Linked DNA regions of Homo sapiens: region 1 is linked to region 2. Evidence: chromatin loops called from intact Hi-C (ENCODE). Cell type or tissue: upper lobe of right lung. All regions are shown on one strand. Links, peaks and the distances in the headings refer to the core of each region. The heading gives the core; the rest is flanking DNA.

Region 1 (11,643 bases), core at 1,499-9,498, 64 kb after region 2:
GATACGAGCTGGGGCTGGATACATTGCTGACTCTGGGTAGAAGGCGATGGAAATGAGGGTCTGACGCTATGTTCAATCCTGTCCCACCCTATGTGATGGCTGGAGGGACAAGGGAACCCCAGTAGGATGATGGATTCCTAGGGGTTGCAAAAGGAATGGGCAGGGCCAGCCATCACTGAGACAGCACCCAGGCGGTCTCGTAGGTTTTGCTTAGAGACTGTGTGCTCCACTTGCCATTGCCAGGAGAGGCATCCACCCAGGCGTCCATGAATACATGGATACACACAAGGAGGTGCAGCCACATGATACAATGTGATTCAGCTAAAGGAGAGTGGAGCTCCGGTCCATGGACCTTGCGGAGGCACCTTGAGAACATTGTTCCGGGTGAAAGAAGCCAGACACAAAATAAAATATTGTATGGTTACAACAATGTGGAAATGTCCAGAACAGGCACATCCACAGAGACAGAAACCAGATGTGTTACTGCCAGGGGCTGGGGGCAGGAGGGAAAATGGGGATGGCTTCTCGGGGGAATGAGGTTTCTTTTGGGAGATGAGAATGTTTTGGAAGTAGATAGAGGCGATGGCTGTGCCACATTGTGGATGCACCAAATGCAACTGAATTGTACTCTGAAATGATTAATTGTACATTGTGTGAATTTCACCTAAATTTAAAGAAAAAGGTGACCATGAGAGCAAAATCTGTCCCAGCCATGGAAACCCCCGGGCTCACCTGGGTACACTTAAACCGAACTCTCTGGCCCCTTGCTGGTCTACCTCCCCAGCCCAGACCAACAAATAGCAGGTCCTGGAGATATCTGGGCAGCATCCACACATCATTTCCATAGAGCACATGCCAGGGGCCCTGGCATGAGTGGGACAGAGATGAGGGAGACCACCGCAGAGAGCCACAGGATAGATACTGTGCTGCTCACAAAGGTCCTTTAAAATTTTCCAGCAGCGGCTGGGCATGGTGGCTCATGCCTGTAATCCCAGCACTTTGGGAGGCCAAGGTGGGTGGATCACTTTAGGTCAGGAGTTCAAGACCAACCTGGGCAACACGGTGAAACCCCGTGTCTACTAAAATACAAAAAATTAGCCAGGAGTGGCAGCGTGTGCCTGTAGTCCCAGTTACTCGGGAGGCTGAGGCAGGAAAATCGCTTGAACCAGGGAGGCGGAGGTTGCAGTGAGCCAAAATCACGCCACTGCACTCCAGCCTGGGCGACAGAGTGAGACTGTCTCCAGAACAAACACAATTTTCCAGTAGCAACACTTAAAAAGTAAAAGGAGGTGAAATTATGTTTTCTCTTTGAGACAGAGTCTTGCTCTGTCGCCCAGGCTGGAATGCAGTGGCGCAATCTCAGCTCACTGCAACCTCCGCCTCCTGGGTTCAAGCGATTCTTTGGCCTCAGCCTTGCAAGCAGCTGGGATTACAGGCATGTGCCACCAAGCCTGGCTAATTTTTGTATTTTTAGTAGAGATGTGGTTTTGCCATGTTGGCCAGGCCTGTCTCGAACTCCTGACCTAAAGTGATCCACCTGCCTCGGCCTCCCAAAATGCTGGGATTACAGGCATAAACCACTACGCCTGGCCTGAAGTTAATTTTAATAATATATTTTACTTAACCCAGTATATATCCAAAAAGTATCATTTCATCATGTCAATTAGAATTTATGAGTGAGACATAGGTGGGAGTTGAACAATGAGGACACATGGACACAGGGCGGGGAACATGACACACCGGGGCCGGTGGGAGTCGGGGGCAGTGGGAGGGATATCATTAGGAGAAATACCTAATGTAAATGATGAGTTGATGGGTGCAGCACACCAACATGGCACATGTATTCCTATGTAACAAACTTGCACATTGTGCACATGTACCCTAGAACTTAAAGTATGATAATAATTTAAAAAGGAATTTGAGATATTTTAACATTCTTTTTCTTTCTTTCTTTTTTTTTATTTTTTTGAGACGGAGTCTTTCTCTCTCGCCCAAGCTAGAATGCAGTAGTGTGATCTTGGCTCACTGCAACCTCCGCCTCCCAGGTTCAAGTGATTCTCCTGGCTCAGCCTCCCGAATAGCTGGGACTACAGGCACAAGCCACCACACCTGGCTAATTTTTGTAATTTTAGTAGAGGCAGGGTTTCACCATATTGGTCAGGCTGGTGTTGAACTCCTGACCTCAGGTAATCCACCTGCCTTGGCCTCCCAAAGTGCTGGGATTAAAGGCGTGAGCCACCACACCCAGCCAACATCCCTTGTCTCCCCTCCCCTCCCTTCCTCCTCCCCTCCCTCTTCCCTCCCCTTTTCTTCCCCCTTTTTGAGACAGACTCTTGCTCTGTCGCCCAGGCTGGAGTGCAGTGGTGCAATCTCGGCTCACTGCAACCTCCGCCTTCCAGTTTCAAGCGATTCCTCTGCCTTAGCCTCCTGAGCAGCTGGGACTACAGGCACGCACCACCACGGCTGGCTAATTTTTTGTATTTTAGTAGAGACGGGGTTTCACCATGTTGGCCAGGATGGTCTCGATTTCCTGACCTCGTGATCTGCCCACCTCGGCCTCCCAAAGTGCCGGGATTACAGGAGTGAGCCACTGCGCCCAGCCAACATTATTTTTCTTCATACTGACTCTTCCAAATTCTCTGTGGGGTTTTGCACTTGGAGAGTATCTCACAGATCCTGAAACCCAGGGACTCCTAGAAACTTCTCTCCAATTCTTTAGAGAGAACGCTGCAGCTCGGAGGGGCCTCGGGGGGATCTGGTGTGACTTTTCCCATTTCCACAGAGGAAACCCAGCGAAGCCTAGGGAGGTCCTAAGATGACCCTGGGGCCCCAGTGTAAGCTTGCAGCGGAGCCAGGACCAAATGCCTGTCCCACCAGCCCTCGCCTCCCTGCTAGGGCCCAAGGCGTCTCTGCTCTTCCGGATGGAGAAAGAAGCTGCCTTTTGAGGCTGCATCTCATCTTGTGGTTTGGGGTTGGAGTTGGGAGAGAATGCCTGAGAAAAGGTCAGGTGTGGTGGCTCACACCTGTAATCCCAGCACTTTGGGAGCCCGAGGCGGGCAGATCACGAGGTCAGGAGTTCAAGACCAGTGTGGCCAATATGGTGAAACTCTGTCTCTACTAAAAATACAAAAAATAGCCAGGCGTGGTGGCGCATGCCTGTAGTCCCAGCTACTCGGGAGGCTGAAGCAGAAGAATCGCTTGAACTCAGGAGACTGAGGTTGCAGTGACCCAAGATCATGCCACTGCACTCCAGCCTGGGTGACAAAGCAAGATTCCGTCTCAAAAAAAAAAGAAAAAAGAAAATGCCTGAGAAGATAGGAATTGGTGGAGATGAGGGGACACAGGTCCCCAGGCCTCCTGGACTTACATAGCCTGGGAAGGCGGAGTCAGAAGAAGGAGGATGGTATGCGGGAAGAGAGGCAAGAAAGATGCCAGCGAGGGAGAACAGCAGGGGGCATGGGAATAATTTGGGATTTGCTTCCACGGATTGGGGGGGCGACAGGTCTTAGCTTCCTGTGGCCACTGTAGCAAATGACCAGAAATGGGGTGGCTTCAAACAGCAAGCATTTGTTCAGAAGAATGAAATCAGGGTGCTGGGAGGGCCGTGTTCCCTGAGAGGCTCTGGAGAGATGCTCCCTCCCTCTCCCACTTCTGGTGGCTGTGGCCTGCCTGGACTCGTGGCCTTGTCACGCCAGCCTCTGCCTCATGGTTGCACGTCAGCCTTCTTGGTCTCAACTCTCCCTCCGCCTCCCTCGTATAAAGACACTTGGTTGGGTTTAGGGCCCACCCAGATAATCCAGGATGATCTCCTCATCTCAAGATCCTTAATCTCACTGGGTGTGGAGGCTCACGCCTGTAATCCCAGCACTTTGCGAGGCTGAGGTGGGAGGATCTCTTGAGCCCAGGAGGTCGAGGCTGCAGTGAGCTGAGATTACACCACTGCACTCCAGCCTGGGCGACAGAGCGATATCCTGTCTCAAAATAATCATCATCGTAATGAAAGATCCTTAACCTAAGTACATTGACAGATATTTTTCCAAATATAGTGGCACTCACGGGTTCTAGGAATTAGGATGTGGGCATGTCACTTTGAGGGTCACCATTCAACGCACTGCAAAGTGACAGAGTGAGAACATCAGTCCAAAAGTAAGGAGAGACCCTGTGCCATCAGAGACGGTGTATCCTGTGGAGTCATTCAGGCAGGTGACTTGGAACAGGGAGTTTCAGCGTAGTGAGCCCTTGGTGCCTGGCTTAGGAGTGAATGAGATTAGGAGGTTACAGAGGCCTTCCTAAGAGGCCCCAAGAGTCTTCCAGACCTCAGCACCCCCATCTGGAGGGGAGCAGTGGGGCCCTGTTGCCCTCACACCTGTGTCTCTATTGTCTGAAAGTTCAGTAGAAGGGAGTTCACCACCTCTGTCACCTCTGTCAGCTCCTGCCTGGGGGCCACTCTCTCCTCACCCAGACACAGGCTCCCCAGCCAGATCACTCTGGAACTTTCCCTGGCAGCTCAGAGTGGCAGGAGTCAGAGCTGTGTTGACATTGCACATTTTTGAACCTGTCTACAGCAGCCTGGGTTGGGCACAACCTGGAATTGCCCTCAGGAGCTGCCTTGGGCCTGTGCATCAGTGAGGCCAGGGCGGCCGCCTCTGTACTGACCTGCCAGTCGGCTGGCTCTTCCTGCTTCCTTCCTGCTGCTCCAGGCCTCCCAGGTCTAGCACACGTGCATTCATTGTGGCCAGGAGTCCTGCATTGAGGCTCAGGACACCTGGGTCTCTGTCCCACCTGCCCCTAACCTGTCACCCCACCTTGGGGCCTTGGTTTCTCTCCTTTAAAAAGGAGTTGAATTATGGAAGGTTTCTTCCAGCTTGGTCCTCTGTACAGGGGATTGTGCCAAGCATGGGTGGTGGGCAAGAGTTAAGGAGGAAGGTGGCTGGCTATAGTGGCTCACGCCTGTAATCCTAGCACTTTCGGAGGCCAAGGCGGGCGGATCACTTGAGGTCAGGAGTTTGAGACCAGCCTGGCCAACATGGTGAAACTCTACTAGAAATACAAAAATTAGCCGGGCGTGATGACAGGCGCCTGTAATCCCAGCTGCTCCGGAGGCTGAGACGTGGGAATCACTTGAACCCGGGAGGCAGAGGTTGCAGTGAACTGAGATTGCACCACTGCACTCCAGCCTGACTTTTTGAGACTCTGTTTCAAAAAAAAAAAAAAAAGGAAAAGGAAAAGGAAGGTGATGGCAGGTAGGGGTTTCCTGAGAGACTATGAGGGGAGCCCAGGGCCAGAGAGAGCAGGGAAGGCCCAGCCAGCGACTGCTATCTATAGAGTGGGCCAGTGCCTGTCAGGTCACTGTATCCTCCCAGCAAACTCCTATCCTTATTTGTTCTGGAATGTTCTCAGTGGTGTCTGGTGGAATTGCTCTCCTAGGTATAAGCTCAGATTGGGTTTCTGCCCATCCTGGGGTCAGCTGAGACAGGGTAGTGTGTGTTGTAGGGAGAAGCACTGAGCTGCCCTCTGACATCCTTCGGCTACAGGGACCAAAACGAGTTTAGGAAGGGTGTGATCTGATACGTTTATTCTTTTTTTTTTTTAATTTTCATTTTTCTTTTTTTTCCCCTCTTTTTTTTAGAGACGGGGTCTCGTGTTGCTCAGGTTAGAGTTCAGTGGCTATTCACAGGCATGATCTCACTGCTAATCAGCATGGGAGTTTTGACCTGCTCCGTTTCCAGCAGAGGCTGGTTCACCTCTCCTTAGTCAACCTAGTGGTCCCCTGCTCCCAGGAGGCCACCATGTTGGTGCTGAACTTAGTGTGAACACCTGATTGGCATAGCACACTACAGCCCAGAACTCCTGGGCTCAAGTGATCCTCCCGCCTCAGCCTCCCGAGTGACTGGACTACAGGTGTGCCCCACGACACCCAGCTAACCATTTTTTAATGAAAAAAAAGTGTAGTTTTCTCCATTTTTTTCATTCAAAAATCTTTCTTTCAGCTAATACTTATAAGCACCTGCTTTGTGCTAGGCTTATTTGTGCAGTAAATTCTTTTTTTTTTTTTTTTTGAGACAGAGTCTTGCTCTGTCGCCCAGGCTGGAGTGAGGAAGCCCTAATATATAATCTTCAGTCAACTGTTAATCTGGAAGCCTCACCACATTGCTTTTTGGATTAGCAGAATGCCATCCTGGGGAATCCCAGCAGAAAGGAAGAAAGGAGCACTGTCAGTCTTACTGGTCACCCCTGGCCAAGGCCCAGTCATGACCCTTCCTTCCATCTCCATTTGATCCCATCATAAACCTCAAGAAAAGTAAAAAGCATCATCATCTTAGGAAAAAGTGTGGCGGGGGTGCTCAATATGTTGATCATGTTATGGCAAGACTCCAGATTATCTCTCTTCTTCTTTTTTTTTTTTTTTTTTAGGCGGAGTCTCACTCTGTTGCCCAGGCTGGAGTGCAGTGGCGCAATCTTGGCTTACTGCAAGCTCCGCCTCCCGGGTTCACGCCATTCTCCTGCCTCAGCCTCCCGAGTAGCTGGGACTACAGGCTCCCGCCACCATGCCCAGCTAATTTTTTGTATTTTTTAATAGAGACGGGGTTTCACCGTGTTAGCCAGGATGGTCTCGATCTCTTGACCTCGTGATCTGCCCGCCTCGGCCTCCCAAAGTGCTGAGATTACAGGCGTGAGCCACCGCGCCGGGCCTTGTGCATTAAATTCTAAAAGCAACGCTCGTACGGAAATGCAGGCATTTTGTGAGCAGCGCCTGGTTCCCTCCTGGCTGTGCAGCTGTGGGGCCTGGCTGTCCTTACTCTCCAGTGCAGGTGGAGCTCCTGTGGAAAGTGCAAAGGGTCCTGTTTCCAGGGCTATGAGTGCTGTCACTTGTCACTTGTATGCTTGCGCCAGGGCACCCAGTGGGGCAGGCATGGAAGCTTGTTGCAGCAGCACCCTCCTCCCTGCCCCTGGAAACTAACATGACCTCAGCAGGACAGGCCATTTCTGGGAGGCAGCCTGTCCACATGGAACACGTTGCCATGGATGGTATGATGGTGGTCAGCTGCATGGGTCATCTGGCGCAAGACTGGCCCAGGCATCTCTGATCTTAGGGCTGACAAGCGCTGGATGAAGAGTAAGTGGTGGTCTGGGCTCTGGCCCCAGTGACATCATGCGCTTGCAGTGGCCCTGAATAGCCACCCCTGCTTCTGCGCCTTCTTTCTCTGCTTAGAAATGAGCCCTGCCATCACGCTGGACCCTTCATCCACTCAATATTTTTCTTAAGTGGGTTCATTCTTTGAACACTGAAACATATTATTTAAAAGGGAAACTGGCCGGGCGTGGTGGCTCATGCCTGTAATCCCAGCACTTGGGGAGGCCGAGGCAGGTGGATTGCTTGAGCCCAGGAGTTCAAGACTAACCCAGGCACCACAGGAAGACCCTGTCTCTACAAAATATCAAAAAATTAGCTGGGAATGGTGGTGCATGCCTGTAGTCCCAGCTACTCAGGAGGCTGAGGTGGGAGGATTGCTTGAGCCCTGGAGGTTGAGGCTGCAGTGAGCTGTGATTGTGCCACCATCCTCCAGCCTGGGAGACAGAGTGAAACTCCATCTCAAAAAATAAATATTTTATTTAGAAAAGGAAGCTCTGTGCAGCCACCTAAATGGAACACCTGTATCATGTGCAGGTAACTGCAAAAGTAAATACAATGAAGACCAAAGCCAAAATATTATAAAATTCCAGATAGACTTGGCTGCCTCCCTACATCTCGGTGCCTGGGCTCTGCATTTGTTGGAGTTAGGGGCGTGCTGGCCTGGAGCTGAGCCCTACTTCACCTACACAGGTGACTGGAAGATCCTTGAAGAGGGAGGCTCTTTCCCAGCAGGTGAGGGGTGCCATTGAACTTGGGGCTTTGCTCTATCTAGGAAGGCCTGCCAGCCGGCGTGCCTCTGAAGAAATGCTCACCTGTGAGCAGGGAGCGCTCCCTAAACGCTAGTGGTGGGATTCTCCCTCTCTCCACTGGGCCTCAAAACACAGGCTCTTTGTTCACATGGCTGGAGACTGCCGAGGGTTTGGCTGCTGCTCAGGACCGCCTGGATTCCTCACAGAGAGTGGCAAGGAGGCATCAGGATACACCAGGAAATTCCCAGAACCATAAGGTGGGAGACCCAGGTTTGAGTCCTGCCTTTGGCACCAAGCCAGCTGGGGGACTTTATTATTCATGCAGTCTACAAATATTTATTGAGCATTTCCTGTGTGCCTGATACTGTGCCAGGGCTGGGCTTTGGCAGTAAACAAGATGGAAATGAAATTGCTTTGGCAATTTGGCAGTCTGGCAATTTGGCAATGAACAAGATGGAAATCAAACCCCTTGCCCTAGTGGGGCTTTTATTGAAGTGACAGGAGATAGTCAGCAAACAAGGAAACAAGTAGGAAACTTCCAAGTAGTGATATGGGATCAGAATAAGATGGGGTAATAGGATAGAGTGCCTAGGGAGCCAGCATTAGATGGGGAGGTCAGGGAAGGCAGTGTCTGGAATATGGGTGTGATGCCTGGAGACATAGCAGCCATTTTGTGACCATGAGGCAAGAAGCATGAGGACAAAAAACAACATAGCAACGATGCTGCAGAGGGAAGTTGAGAAGAGCCTAGGCCTTTGATGACATCATTGCACCACTGCACAAACTCTGGACCTTCATCCTCCAGGCTTCATGATACATGAGATAAATGAAATGCCCTGTGGGTTAGGCTTTTCTAGCAGCTAAACATGTCTTTAACTAAAACAGACTTAAACGACAAGGAAGAGCAAACTAGGAGAATATGTAGAAGAAGAACATTTCAGGTAGAGGGAACACATGTGCAAAGGCCCTGAGGCAGGAATGAGCTTGAAAGAGTTGATGAACATAACGTCAGTGCAGCTGAAGTGTGATGAAGTGGAGGGACATAGGTAAGCAGAGGCAGCATTGGGGCCCTTGGGTTTTATCCTTCATGCAGTAAATAAGAGGGCATTGGGGACTTTTGAGCAGGAGAGAGACACGATGTGATTGAGGTTTTAGAAAGCTCTTTCTGGCTGCTGCATGGAGCCCACAGGGGGCAAGACAGCAGTCAGGCCAAAAGGTCAAGTGAGGAGTGATGGACTCTGGCCTGACTCGGCCACAGCAGAGATGGAGTCTGGGGGCCACGCATATAATACACCACACACACCTCAATACACCCCCTTCTGCCCAGGCAGACCCAGGTTCCAGTCCTGACCCTGCCACTTGTCAGCTCTCAAACCTACCCATTTTCTCTCTCCTTACTGCCCCAATCATAGTGCAGGACGTCATCGTCTCTCACCTAGCATCTGCCACGGCCTTCTAATCTGCCTTCCTACCTCTAGCCTTCATCCCTCCCATCCTTTTTCCACATCCCAGCCACAGTTATATATTTTTTCTTTTCTCTTTTTTTTTTTTTTTTCCAGATAGAGGTTCACTGTGTCACCCAGGCTGGTCTCCAACTCCTGGGCCCAAGTAATCCTCCCACCTCAGCCTCCCAAAGTGTTGGCATTACAGGCGAGAGCCACTGTGCCTGGCCTAGCCACAATAATTCTTTTAAAACAATAAATGTAACCATACTGCTTCTCTGCTTAGAATCTTCTAGTGGAGCCTCAGCGTCAAGTCTAGATCCCTGGCCATGGCCTGTGTGTTTGTCAGGGCGTTGTCAGCTGCTGGAGCAAATGGGCTGAGAAATGCTTCATAGTTAAGATGCAGTTCAGTCTGGTTCTTCCTCACTGTGGTGTGAAGTAGGTGTCTCTTGCCAGTGGATAGCTTTCCTCCACGCGGTGATTCAGGGACCCAGGCTCCAACTGTCTTCTTCCCCTTCTCTATCCAGCCAGTTTAAGGGAAGCAGAGGTGAGGGAGGAGCCCTCCCACTCTTAGAAGCCTCAGTCCACCTCTGCTCACAATTGACTGCAGGGGGAGACTATGAAATAGTCTGTGTATCCAGGGAGGTCAGAAAATGGATTTTTAATGATTCACTATGAGTCTCACAACAGTCTTTCTTTCTGGCAACGAGATAGCAGTGTGCTCTTTCTTCTATCACACCCTCCCCCAGAGGGATGACCCCAGACTCCATCTGTCTCTGCCTGTGGCCCTGCATCTCCTGGAACATTCCATGCTCTCCGCTAGTACCATCCCGTGATCTCCAAGTAAAATCCAGTTCCTGCTCCCTCTGAACTGACTGGGGGCAGTTAAAGCTCTCATTAGGGAAGGGGGAACAGGGACACACAGCAGCCCCCACACCACAATTGCAGAATCTGACTGGCGGTGTTGTGAAGCTCCCTGTCCTACTCGTGGAGGGATTTCCCATCTCTGCTTTCTGGGAGGCCCCTCCTCATCCAGTATTCTCCGTGGCAACATCTGAGGTGGGGACCACATGGTTTTTGCAGCTCTTTTCCTGCCTGTACAAGGGTGGAGGCCCAAGGCTTGTTCTACAATGACAGGCTTGTGGTGTCTTTGGCAATACAATTCCCTCCAGATTTTAGGGAGTTTTCCTTCCAATAAGTTCCATGTGACCACACCCGAGGTACTTTTCTACTGTCATCTTCCAGCAGCTTTATTTCTTTGCTTCCTTATTTCCCATGTCTCTGTCTCTGCTGTCTCTGTCTGTCTGTGTACTGACACTGACCTTGAGAACATCTCAACAGTTAGTGGGGCAAGACCACCCACTTCATTTGATCCTTGCTGCAGGATTAAGGCCTTTGTAGACCTGAGAGTTTTAATGAGCCTTTGCTACTTAAAACCTTTTTATTTTTATTTCCTGCTATTTGAGATCCATTCACAGTTCACTTTTCCAACACTACAAGGCCTCAAACTCTTCATATTTCCCTTTCTTCTATTTCCACACTGTTTATATCTTGCTTGAGTGCGTCTCTGTCTCACAATACCTTACTGTACACCAAAGGAATGACTAACATACTTTTTTTTTTTTTTGAGATGGAGTCTCGCTCTGTCTTCAGGCTGGAGTGCAGTGGCACGATCTCGGCTCACTGCAACCTCCGCCTCCTGGTTTCAAGTGATTCTCTTGCCTCAGCCTCCCAAGTAGCTGGGACTACAGGCATATGCCACCATGCCCAGCTAATTTTTGTATTTTTATTAGAGACAGGGTTTCACCATGATGGCCAGGATGGTCTCGATCTCTTGACCTCGTCATCTGCCTGCCTCGGCCTCCCAAAGTGTTGGGATTACAGGCATGAGCCACCGCACCCAGCCCAACATACATTTTTATTGCAGCTCACTCAGCCACCTTCTTCTGGAGCTACAGGCTTACTTCTCCCAGTCTTCCCTTCAAGCTATTGTAGGCTACAGGTCTAACAAACATTTCACCTCTGCATGACATAAGTCTCCCACTTTCCATTCTGCAACATCTATTTTCATGTTCCCTGCTGCCTGGCCACTAAGCCAATGGTACATATTTTAGGTTTCAAGTTATGGCGGCACTCTATTTTGAGGTATTCATTAGTGCACACTATCTCCTGTAACAAATAGACCCCAAAATGCAGAATGATTAAAACACCACAGAGATGTGTTTCTCACATAACAAGCCAGAGTGAGAGCTCATTAGTGGCACGTGGCTTTTCTCCTGAAAAGCTGAATGCAGTGATTCGGAAACCCGTGTTCTTT
Region 2 (11,643 bases), core at 1,502-9,501:
TTTCTTTCTTTTTTTTTTTTTTAAAGACGGAGTCTTGCTCTGTCGCCCAGGCTAGAGTGCAGTGGCGTGATCTTGGCTCATTGCAACCTCCGCCTCCCGGGTTCAAGTGATTCTCCTGCCTCAGCCTCCTGAGTATCTGGGATTACAGGAGTGCACCACCACGCCCGGCTAATTTTTTTTTTTTTTGTATTTTTAGTAGAGACGGGGTTTCACTGTGTTGGTCAGGATGGTCTCAAGCTCCTGACCTCATGATCCTGCTGCCTTGGCCTCCCAAAATGTTGGGATTACAGGCGTGAGCCACCGCACCCGGCCAATATTTTCGAAAGACACATTTTAAAGGACTGTTATCAGTTGGAATGGTGGCTGATGTCTATAATCCCAGCACTTTGGGAGGCCAAGATGAGAGGATCACTGAGCTCAGGAGTTTGAGACCAGCCTGGGCAAGATGGCAAGACCCTGTCTCTGCAAAAATTTTTTTAAAGTTAGCTAGTCACAGTGGTGTGTGCCTATAGTCCTAGCTACTTGGGAAGCTGAGGCAGGAGAATCCCTTGAGACCAGGAAGTTGAGGTGGCAGTGAGCCACTGCATTCCAGCCTGGGTCACAAAGCAAGACCCTGTCTCAAAAAAAAAAAAAAAAAAAAAAGGACTATTGTCTAAATTATACAAAGAACTGTTAAAACTCATCAATGAAAAATAGGGCCAGGCATGGTAGTTCATGCCTGTAATCTCAGCACTTTGGGAGGCTGACGTGGTGGATCATTTGAGGTCAGGAGTTCAAGACCAGCCTGGCCAACATGGTGAAACCCTGTCTCTACTAAAAATACAAAAATTAGGCCTGGCGTGGTGGCTCACGCCTGTATTCCCAGCATTTTGGGAGGCCGAGGTGGGTAGATCACAATGTCATGAGTTCGAGACCAGCTGGGCCAACATGGTGAAACCCCGTCTCTACTAAAAAATATACAAAAATTAGCCGGGCATGGTGGTGTGGGCCTGTAATCCCAGCTACTCGGAAGGCTGAGGCAGGAGAATCGCTTGAACCCAGGAGGCGGAGGTTGCAGTGATCCAAGATCATGCCAGTGCACTCTAGCCTGGGTGACAAAGTTAGACTCTGTCTCAAAAATAAAAAAATTTAAAAAATTAAAAATGAACAACACAACAAAAAAAAATGGACAAAAGATCTGAAGAGACCTGAGTGAAGAAAATATACAAGTGGCAAATAAGCATATGAAAAGATGCTCTGCATCATATTTCATAAGGGAAATGCAAATTAAAATGACAGTGAGATACCACCACTAAATAGGATGGCCAAAATCCAGAACATTGACATCACCAAATGCTAGCAAGGAAGTGGAGCAATAGAAACTCTTATTCATTCCTAGTGGGAATGCAAAATGCTATACCCACTTTGGAAGACAGTTGGTAGTTTCTTACAAAATGAAATGTACTCTTAACATACACCACAGTAATCACACTCCTTGATATTTACCCAGATAAACTGAAAACCTATATCTACTCAAAAACCTGCACACAGATGTTTATAGCAGCTTTATTCATAATTGCCGAAACTTCGAAGCCACCAAGATGTCTTTGAATGTATAAACTCTGGTACATCCAGACAACTGAATATTATTCAGTACTAAAAAAAAATGAGCTATGAAGCTATGAAAAGACATGGAGGAAACTGAAATGTATATTACTAAGTGAAAGTAGTCAATCCGGAAAGGCTATGTACCATATGTTTCCAAGTATATGACATTCTGGAAAAGGCAAAACTGTGGAGATAGTTAAAGGTTCATGGGTTGGGGAGGAGGGAGAGATGAATAGGTGGAGCACAGAGGATTTTTAGGGCAGTGAAACTATTCTGTATGAAACTACAATGATAGATATATGTCAGTATACATTTGTCCAAACCAAGAGAATGCATAGCACTGAGAGTGGGCACTAATGTAAACTTTGCCCTCTGGGTAACAATGATGTGACAGCATAGGCGCATGGGTTTTAACAGTGTAACACCGGTGAGGGATGTGGATAATGGGGGAGGCTGTACTTGTGTGGACACAGGGGTGTATGGGAACTCTACTTTCCGCTCAGTTTTCCTGTGTACCTAAAGTTTGTCTTAGAAATTTTATTAATAAAAAAATGGCAGCTATGAGGCAGTAGAACAGTATGTTCAAAGAATATACATGAAATTCTGTATCTAAAACTATCCTTCAAAATTGAAGGTAAGATAAAGACATTCCCATATAAACAAAGACTGAGATAATTGGTAGATTGTAGATTTGTCCTTCAAGAAATGCTGTATTAAAGGAAGTCCTTTAGGCTAAAAGGAAATGACTCCAGACATTATCTTGAATCCCCAGGAAGAGGGCCTTGTGAGAGAAATAAGAAGAGAAGACATGTATCTGTGAAGAAAAGTGGGAAATCTAACAGTGGGTGAAATAGATTGATTACTTACTGTATGACTGTCCGAAAGAGACACAGCCGTGTCCTCAGGAAATATTTGCTAGGACGCTTGGTAAAAGAAAGTGATAGGGCACCTGCTAGGCTATTTTTAAATGAAATCATAGATGTTGGGAGTGGCACAGCCTTCTCAGCTCATGACACTTTGCTTCCCAGTCAGTTCTTCCCACATGTGCCCTTCCTCCTCTGTGTTTGCTGGCATTAAAAGTCAGTGTACTAAACGTTTTCAGGAGAGTTGTTATATAAACTTTCAAAACCTCCCTTAGAATAAAGAGCATTTTCTAGTTAAATTTCACAAAAATGTTTTTCACACAGCTCTAAAAATAACTTGGAATTCAGGGTGAGCCATCATCCTAGATAAATTACAGTAAGGCACATTTGTCTGAGAGAAAGGGAGCCAACAGAGACATGATGATTTATCTAACTTTGTGAGGAAACCAAGACAGGAATTTGTTAGAATTCAAAGTATTATGATTTCAACCATGAGACTACATGAAATTAAGCAACATTTAATGTTTAATCCCTAGCGAATGACATACTTTTGCTCTGGGATGTGATTTGTTTGCCGTAATTCGTTTTAGTGATATTTTGCTGAGATAAAGCTGCAGGAATGTTTGCTTTTCTTATGGCAACTGGCAAATAGTTAAAATGGACTGTGAGAACATTTGTTCTTCAGGATTCTGTTTAATACTGAGTGTAGGCAAATAAAACAACACATCTGGGCTCTGTTTTTTTCTGTAATCTGATGGTATTGGATTAGATTATTTCCATGATACAATCTTATTCAACAAACATTTATGAAGTTCTCACCACATAGATGGTGTGGGAGTCAGAATAAAAGGCCAGACCCTCAGAGAACTGCTGTCTTGGGAGGCACGTGGCAGTGAAGGGAAATCATTGTGATGTTTTGTGAGATGCTATGGAGGCTACACTGAAAAGGAAGTGATTAACCCTGTCCAGATATGGAGGGCAGGGTTGCTGGGTGGCTTGAAAGGTTTCAGGGAGATGGTGCCCAAGCAGGACTTGAAGATTGGATAGGAGTTATCAAAGAGGACAGCAGGCAAGAACGAACTTCTAGAGACCCAATTTTTCTTCTGCTTTCTACTTATCAAAAAGTATTTAGCATTGAGAGTGTTTTCTATAATGAAGGCTCTTAAAATTATTATTTAATATTTCTTGAACATGCTTGGTACCATTTAAAATACAGGTTTAGGCCGGGCACAGTGGCTCACGCCTGTAATCTCAGCACTTTGGGAGGCTGAGGTGGGTGGATCATCTGAGGTGAGGACTTCGAGACCAGCCTGGCCAGCATGGAGAAACCCCGTCTCTACTAAAAACACAAAAATTAGCTGGTTGTGGTGGCGGGCACTTGTAATCCCAGCTACTCAGAAGGCTGAGGCAGGAGAATCGCTTGAACCCGGGAGGCAGAGGTTGCAGTGAACCGAGATCGCGCCACTGCACTACAGCCTGGGTGACAGAGCAAGACTGTCTCAAAAAAAAAACCAAAAAAAACCAAAAAACAAAAAACACAGGTATAATCTAAATAATCAAGTTAAATTAGAAACGGCTTTGGTACATTGTCAGGACACTAGGGGGACATTTACTTCTGGAGTTTTTTTCAGTTCTGTGTATTTTACTTCTTGAGTCTTTGTGCTGACCACTCTATTTCAGTGAATTGAGTTCCCTTTAAAAAGCATATCAGAAAGTAAAACTGCTTTTGTTGTGTTTCTATTCAGCTACAAATCTCCCAGAGTCTGCTTGCAGTGAAGTGTTAGTAATGAGGTCTCTTCTGTCCCCACTTCAATGCCGCCGTGAAGAAAATCCCATGAAATGTTATAAGGCATTTTAGTGGATGGAAAAGCAATATAAATGACCAGATTACCTAGGTGCTTAAAATTGCATCAGGTGGCCTCCTTGTAGCCCTTGCCACATGGTAATTAAATGTTTGTTACTGATTGTTCTCCTCACTGGCTTAGTCCACACACACAGTGGCATCAGGGGCTGGGTCTTGTTGATTCACTGATATCCAAGCTCCACATCCTTAGGGTGTGATCACAGCTCACTGCAGCCTCTACTTCTGGGTCTCAAGTGATCCTCCCACTTCAGCCTCCCAAGTAGCTAGGACCACAGACATGTGCCAGTATGCCCTGCTAATTTTTGTATTTTTGGTAGAGACGGGGTTTTACCATGTTGCCCAGGCCAGTCTCAAGCTCCTGAGCTCAAGTGATCCTCCTGTCTTGGCCTCCTAAAGGGCTGAAATTACAGGCATGAGCCACAGCACCTGGCTATGCTGCTCAATCTTGAGTGCAGATATTGTCAATTGTTGTGCTTTTTTTTTTTTTTTTGAGACAGGGTGTCATTCTGTCTCCTAGGCTGGAGTGCAGTGGCATCATCATAGCTCACTATAACCTCAAACTCCTGGGCTCAGGCAATCCTCCCACCTCAGCCTCCTGAGTAGCTGGGACCACAGGTGCATGCCACCACACCTGGCTACTTTTTTCACTTTTTTTATACAGACGGGGTCTCACTCTGTTGCCCAGGCTGGTCTCAAACTCCTGGGCTCAAGCAGTCCTCCCGCCTCAGCCTCCTGAGTAGCTGGGGATTACAGGCATGAGCCACTGGGCCAGCCTTGCTTAATTAAGTTTCTGAAACTGATGCCTGTAGATAGTTCCTCTTAGATACTCTAGTTGACGCTGTAGCATCTCCTTTTAAACTAGATTCCTGAACTCCTAGATTTCTGACCTCATATTTATGTTGGCATCTTGTCTGTCTTGTTGCTGTTGTTATATGTAATTTTTAAAGACAATAATCTGATTTAGGAGTCACAAACCAGCAGTGGCCTCGGCCAGGTGCGGTGTTCGGCCAGCACAGCAGTTTGAATTGTTTTGACTTTGAATGAAGTCTTCAGGCAAGGCTTGTACTTTGGACAGCCCACTACTCTGTGTTGTTTCACACTGATTGTTTCTTTCATTATCACAATTATTTAATTTTTGTGTTTCTTTGTATATTGTCAGTCTTCCATAGGGGCTGCCTCCATGAGGTCAGACAGCTTTTCTCCTTCGTTCATTGCCCTCCACCCCAGCCCTAGCCCAGTGCCTGGTACCAGAGGGCACTTGAGAAGTGTAGTTGAGTGGATGAGTGCACGACATCCAGGATCTGAGGTGATCCCTGGTGTGGGTGTGAAGGAATACGGTTGGTCTTTCTACCAAACATACTCAAACATGACGAGCCCTTAAAGCTGCCAGCTTGGCTGCTATTGCTTGGAACGTTTCTGAAATCCTCTCTGGGAATTGCCTTTTTTCAGTCAGTTTATGATTCAACAGCACAGTTGTTCAAGATTTTCATATTTACAAAGTGCTTTCCTATGCATTTTCCTATTGGAGCGATCATCCCCATTCTGAGGTGAGTGTGCTTAGTTTCAAGTAGTGAATGAATCTGCCTGTGTTGCACAGCAAGTATGCAGCATGGTGGTCTTGTCCCCCTCCCCCATGCTGGCTTGGTGTTTTCTCTTCTTCACCACCACAGTCAGTGCCTTGTCCAGTTTCTGTCAGGGGTGGGTGCGGGGGGCCTGGGGCTCTGGTGTGTTTTCTAGGAAAGAGAGTGACATTATTCCAGTGTCTTCTGGTAACACTATATTCACTTTTTTTTTCTTTTTTTTGGGACAGGGTCTCACTCTGTCACCCAGGCTGGAGTGCAATGGCACCATCTCCACCTCCTGTGTTCAAGCTGTCCTCCCACTTCAGCCTCCCAAGTAGCTGGGACTACAGGCGCGTGCCACCATGCCTGGCTAATTTTTAATTTTTGGTAAAGATGGGGTTTCGCTGTTGCCCAGGCTGGTCCCAAACTTGTGAGCTCAAGCAGTCCACCCATCCTGGCCTCCCAAAATGGTGAGATTACAGGTGTGAGTCAACTGCGCCTGATCTAAATTCACTTTAAGAAGCATATTAAGGCCGGACGTGGTGGCTCAGCATTTTGGGAGGCTGAGGTGGGCAGATCACAAGGTCAGGAGTTCGAGACCAGCCTGGCCAGTATGGTGAAACCCCGTCTCTACTAAAAATACAAAAATTAGCCAGGTGTGGTGGCGTGCGCCTGTAGTCGCAGCTACGCGGGAGGCTGAGGCAGAAGAATTACTTGAACCCAGGAGGTGGAGGTTGCAGTGAGCAAAGATCGCGGCACTGCTCTCCAGCCTGGGCAACAGAGCAAGACTCCGTCTCCAAAAAAAAAAAAAAAAAACCACATTAAAAACCAAAATTGTGTGTGTCCAAGTTCCTAGGTAGCCATAGTAAGTGCTATAATTGATAAGGAGGGCTTTAGGCCATAATGAACAGACAGACTTGGCGCGGGCTCTGCCTCCTGTTCATTGTCACCGCACTCCTGTGCCATCATATTACAGGGCCCGGGGCTGGGCTTTGGCACCTTTCTCCGCCCCCCCTCACAGGATTGCCGGGAAGCATGTGCTTGGCATCTTACTGGAGAGCAGAGCTCACTTCAATGTGGCTGCTCTTCCCAGGATTGAACACTCAGGAGCCTGGTCTGAAATCTCCAGCCTTCCTTCAGGTTTTATTTTTACTAAAGCCAGCCTGTACTCTTTTAAACCAGGGAGCTGAAGGCTGGCTTCTGAAAATACACCCCACAGGCCACTCTGCCGTGGCTTGTTCAGGCATTCCAGGGAGGGCTTGCTGACCTGAAGGTGTCCTCTGGCCCAGGTCAAAAGACCAGAGAAGACACTGGCGCCAGGAACCGCCACTGGCAAGGTAGCTGCCATCTGAGGTAGGATATTGTTCTTTTTTTTTTCCAGTCGAAGGCGGCCTTAATGTGGCTTCTCAGACATTTGAGACCAAAAAAAAAAAAAGGCAGTTTGACCCTGCCTTTACTTTCTGAAAATGACAGAAGCTTTCAGATATATTTCAAGATATGGGTCATAAGCATGACCCATAGTTTATGTCACCTTAAATAGAGCAGCTGATTAGAACTGGCCATTGGTTATAAAATAAAAGAGTACGTGTAGGTTTGTGGGAGCAGGATCCTAACTGCTTTAGCAATACTAAGCCACTCCTTGCCGTGTGATTTCAGTGTCTTTCCTTCCAGTTGGAACTCCTCTCTGCCCTTTAGCCTGATTTTCTTGTGTGTAACATGGCAAATTATTTCATGGCTAATCCTTCTTACAGACCTGAAATTGTTCTTTTTAAAAAAAACTTTGGTGGGTTTTGAGATCCCCTCCTTTGATTCTCAGATGTGGCTGTTAGTAGTTTAATTTCTGTATGTGGTTTCTGAGTAGCTTCCAACAACCTATTTTTGTTAACAGTTCTTTAAAAAAAAAAATGCTCGAGAGAAAGGAATCTTAGGAACGGATTCCGTCTGTGAAATGCAAGGGAGAATTTTGGCCAAAGTAGAAGGAATGGAATGGATGACATAAAGGGTGACATTTGTGCTCAGAGTTGATTTCTTGGTGATAGTCTCATGTCTAATTTGAGGTTCCAGAAGCCCTTTAAAGGGTGGATGAGCTGCACAAATGGATGTGAGGGAGTTACACAGTGGTGGGTTCAGCAGAAAGTAAAGGAGCAGCAGAATCACAGAGAGAAGCCCCGAACTCTGGCTGCCCGGGCCCAAGGAACCCTCACCCTTAGCGGGACTTTGCTACCTTTGCACTCTTTTAACCTGGGTCTAGAGCTCATGGATCTGGCAAGGGATGAAAATATAAGCAGACAGTATTAATATGTGAGCCCCTGAGCTCTCTCCCTTCCTCACGCCAGTTCGTGAGTCTCATCAGTGTGAGACTGTGTTTCAGGTCTCTTGCCCAAGGACTAAGAGTGTGACTATGACTGCACACATTCCATGTGTAGGTGGTGCCCTCTGCTTCCAGATGCCGTGTGCACTATGGTTTCTATTTGAGGGGCTCTCACCTTCTTTTTCTGGCTTCACTCTCTCTCCCCATGTCTCTGTCCTGCTTTCTGCCATGGCTCACAGTGGTGCTAGACAGACTCTGTCCCTTCTTTCTACAAGCTGATCTCCAAATGCTGAAAATCGTGAGCCAGATATTTTTTCCCAGTCCCTTTTTATACCATCAATCTTGCCTTCTCAGTCCATGATCTGGCTATATATCTGAAACTAGCAGTTAATAAGGATTTTGGTATAAAATGCATGATTGATAAATATATTAAAGTTTATACATATATATAAATCCTTCTTGTATGCCATTTTCAAAGAAAACAGGCCTCCCTTTGACCTTGCTTTATGTAGATTTATTTCCTAATCTGGAAATGTGGCCAGCTAGAACACTGTTCCTTTCTTCCACTGTGAAGCTGTCCTTTTAGCTGGTAGAAAGCCCTGGACACCACAGCAAGGTGGTGGGGCTTTCCATGGCTAGCTCTCATGGTCATCCTGACTTCCAAAGACAAGCTAGGAAAGTGTTGGCACAGCTGTCTCTAAGAACCCAAGAAGGCCCAGCAGTGTGGCCACATGCCCTGCATAGTGGAAGAACTATTAGGAGGGCTTTCAGAGTTTGAAAAACTCTGGAAAGAGTCGGGATTATCAATATGAACAACTTCATCTAGTCAGGAAAGTTATGCTGGAATTGAACCTGATTCTCAGATAAATGGCTCACTCTGGGGTGTCTTTTCCCACCATGGTCATTCTTTGTTAGCAGGGGAGAGTTGGCACTGGATTTTGTTTTTTGTTTGCTTTTGAGACAGGGCCTCACTTTGTCACCCAGGCTGGAGTGCAGTGGTGCAATCTTGGCTCACTGTAGCCTCAACTTCCTAGGCTCAAGCAATCCTCCCACCTCAGCCTCCCAAGAAGCTGGGACTACAGACGTGCACTACCATACCTGGTTAGTTTATGTGTTTTTTGTAGAGACGGGATTTCACCATGTTGCCCGGGCTGGTCTTGAATTCCCAGGCTGAAGCGATCCCCCTACCTCAGCCTCCCAAAGTGCTGGAATTACAGGCGCGAGGCACTGCGTTTGGCCTTGGCACTGGCTTTTAATTTGCTTTGCATTCTGATTCGATAGCACTTTACCAGACTGAATGCAGACATGCGCTCTCCCCACAGACAGCGGCCCGGGCCAAGGATGGATCCCATTCACCCGGCGCCATGTTTGCCTCAGGCAAAGTGGTCTCCAGGGCCAGGAGACCAAGGCTGGCCTGTGATGTTGTGTCAGGTGCTCAAGGAATCCCAGAAGTGTACAAGACGGTGTGTAGTTTTCGCTCTTTTCTTCATGTCATGGATTGCTGGCTTGAGTTTTAATTAGGTTGCATGAAAGTGCAATTTGTTGGGAACTTTAATCATCTTCCACTGGGGAGCCTTGCTGGGCTGGTTTATTTTCATCCTGCTCCTCCCTGGGTGTGAAGACGGGGTTGAGGGACATTTTAGTACCTGTCTGCTCTCTCCTGCTTTGCTGGCCTTGATAACCACATTTTCTAACACAAAACTTGGGACATGAGAGCCTGACTTCTGCCAATGTTGTGGAGTTTTTTCCTATTTGTTAATTTGATTAAACTGAAAGGTTTATGAAAATATAGAAGTTAAACAACATTGGACACTTAATACATTTAATGAGCTTCCTTTATTTGGAAAGAACCACACTTCACAAGCCAGGGGTCCCTTCAGACAGTCTTGGGAGTCGGATTGCTGGGAGGTGAGGTCCTGATCCAGGAACTTTGAGTTAATGGTGGTCATTATGATGCTGGTGGCAGCTGTGTTCCCTCTGTGTACAGATGAATTCATCCAACCTCATAACAAACCCAGGAGGGAGGTCCTCTCACAACTTCAGCTCAGAGGCGAGGACACTGAGGCCCAGGGCAGTGAGGCCCCTTTGCCAGGCTGCCAAGTGACTGGGCCAGGGTGTCACCCAAGCCAGGCTGGCTTGAGGGTTCATCCTCATGACCCCTGCACTGCCGCTGTTGTGCTGCAGTTAGTGTTTTTCAAGTGGTCTCTGAGTTTTGAGAAGCGACAGGCTGCATACTTGGCTCTTGACCCCCATGACCTCGGTGGCACTGTGCCTCAGCCCCAGGTTGTCAATTTGAAATTGGGTGGACTTCACAGGCACTGGCCTCCAGGGGCCCACGGAGGAGTGTTCGGAGGGGTTTCCACCCAACACGCCTAGTGGGGCTCTGGGTCCCGGCCCCAGAGGCTGAGCCCTACTATCCTTCCCTGAGCTGAGGCCCCCACCCCTTTCATACCTCAAGCTCATCCTGGGCAGTGGCTGGGCCCTGGGCCATTCTGGACAAGGCAGGGTGGTCCTACCCTGAGACCTACCTGGTACAAAGACCTGGGATTGCAGTGAGAAAAAAGCTTTTACCAAATAGCCATCCAGCCGGGTTGAACTCTTCCCAAGCCCCCACCCCTCAACCAGCTTATTACATGCAAGTTTTAAGCTATCCTTGCCTGGAGCCTTCTCTTGCCTTTTGTCAATTGCTGTAATTTTCTGGTAAAGCTATATCAACAAAATGGCAACCATTCCTGCCTCCCACTGTTTATCCCTCCTTCCCCTAGGAAACCCTCCCACATTCCCTGTTTTCAGGATCTTGGTCCCGTGCAGGACTCCAGGCAGCACCCACAGAACCCTGGAGTGGCACAGGCCTCGGTGCCTACTCTACAGCTTTCCTGAGCACTTCTCAGATTCCACACAAAGGGTCCTTGGGACCCAGCATAGCCTGCAGGCAAGAACACCTGGTCAGAACTTCCTCTTGGGGCAGGGATGGTACCAGTAGTGCCTGGTGAAAAGCTTGGTGCTTTAGATACCACCTTAATCCCCAGTTCATACAATGGAGGCTTGGCATAGTGTAGGGCAAGAGGGAGCTTTATCCATGCAGCAGATAGTAGCTGAGGTGTTTTCAGAGGTGGATTAAGTGGCAGTTGATGGGAAACTGTCATTTTTACAGTCCAAGAATGTGGCTGTTTTTTATGGTGGTTAAGAATTCAGGTGTATCTGGAAAAGCAGGTGAAAAAGTAAATGCTAATCTAGTTCAGTTGACAGTTCCGTTGCAGTAGAATCCTCTTGTAGGGGGCAATTTAGCATAGATCAGGACAGCCACCCTGAACATGAACTTCAGGATCAAAGCGACTTGGTGCATAGATGGATGTGTGTTGGGAGTCCACAGTGTTCCTGGCTTCACTCTGGCATCCAGAGTTGATGTCCTCTTACGAAAGGAAGCAGAATTTTTTTTTTATATGTGGGCTTGAG

The links. A loop is a pair of places that touch in the nucleus more often than their neighbours do. Peaks named below come from ENCODE experiments on the same cell type or tissue, not always from the same donor. Only the 100,000 strongest peaks of a DNase experiment are listed, where the experiment ranks them.
Region 1: it touches region 2 in a loop (4-fold over the local background); 25 of 110 quality-filtered maps call a loop at or near these places.

What each region holds. Positions count from the first base shown.
Region 1 is chr17:21,223,707-21,235,349 of GRCh38, forward strand. It overlaps the pseudogene RN7SL426P. Among named protein-coding and RNA genes, the nearest start is that of TMEM11-DT, 15 kb to the left of the region's middle. In upper lobe of right lung, for the core only: no CTCF peak of the experiment used is centred there; a DNase peak (open chromatin) is centred at 4,629; H3K27ac peaks cover 655 bases.
Region 2 is chr17:21,159,243-21,170,885 of GRCh38, forward strand. The region is part of intron 1 of DHRS7B (dehydrogenase/reductase 7B); the gene reads left to right. Among named protein-coding and RNA genes, the nearest start is that of DHRS7B, 38 kb to the left of the region's middle. In upper lobe of right lung, for the core only: a CTCF peak has its summit at 5,134; no DNase peak of the experiment used is centred there; H3K4me3 peaks cover 412 bases; H3K27ac peaks cover 4,220 bases.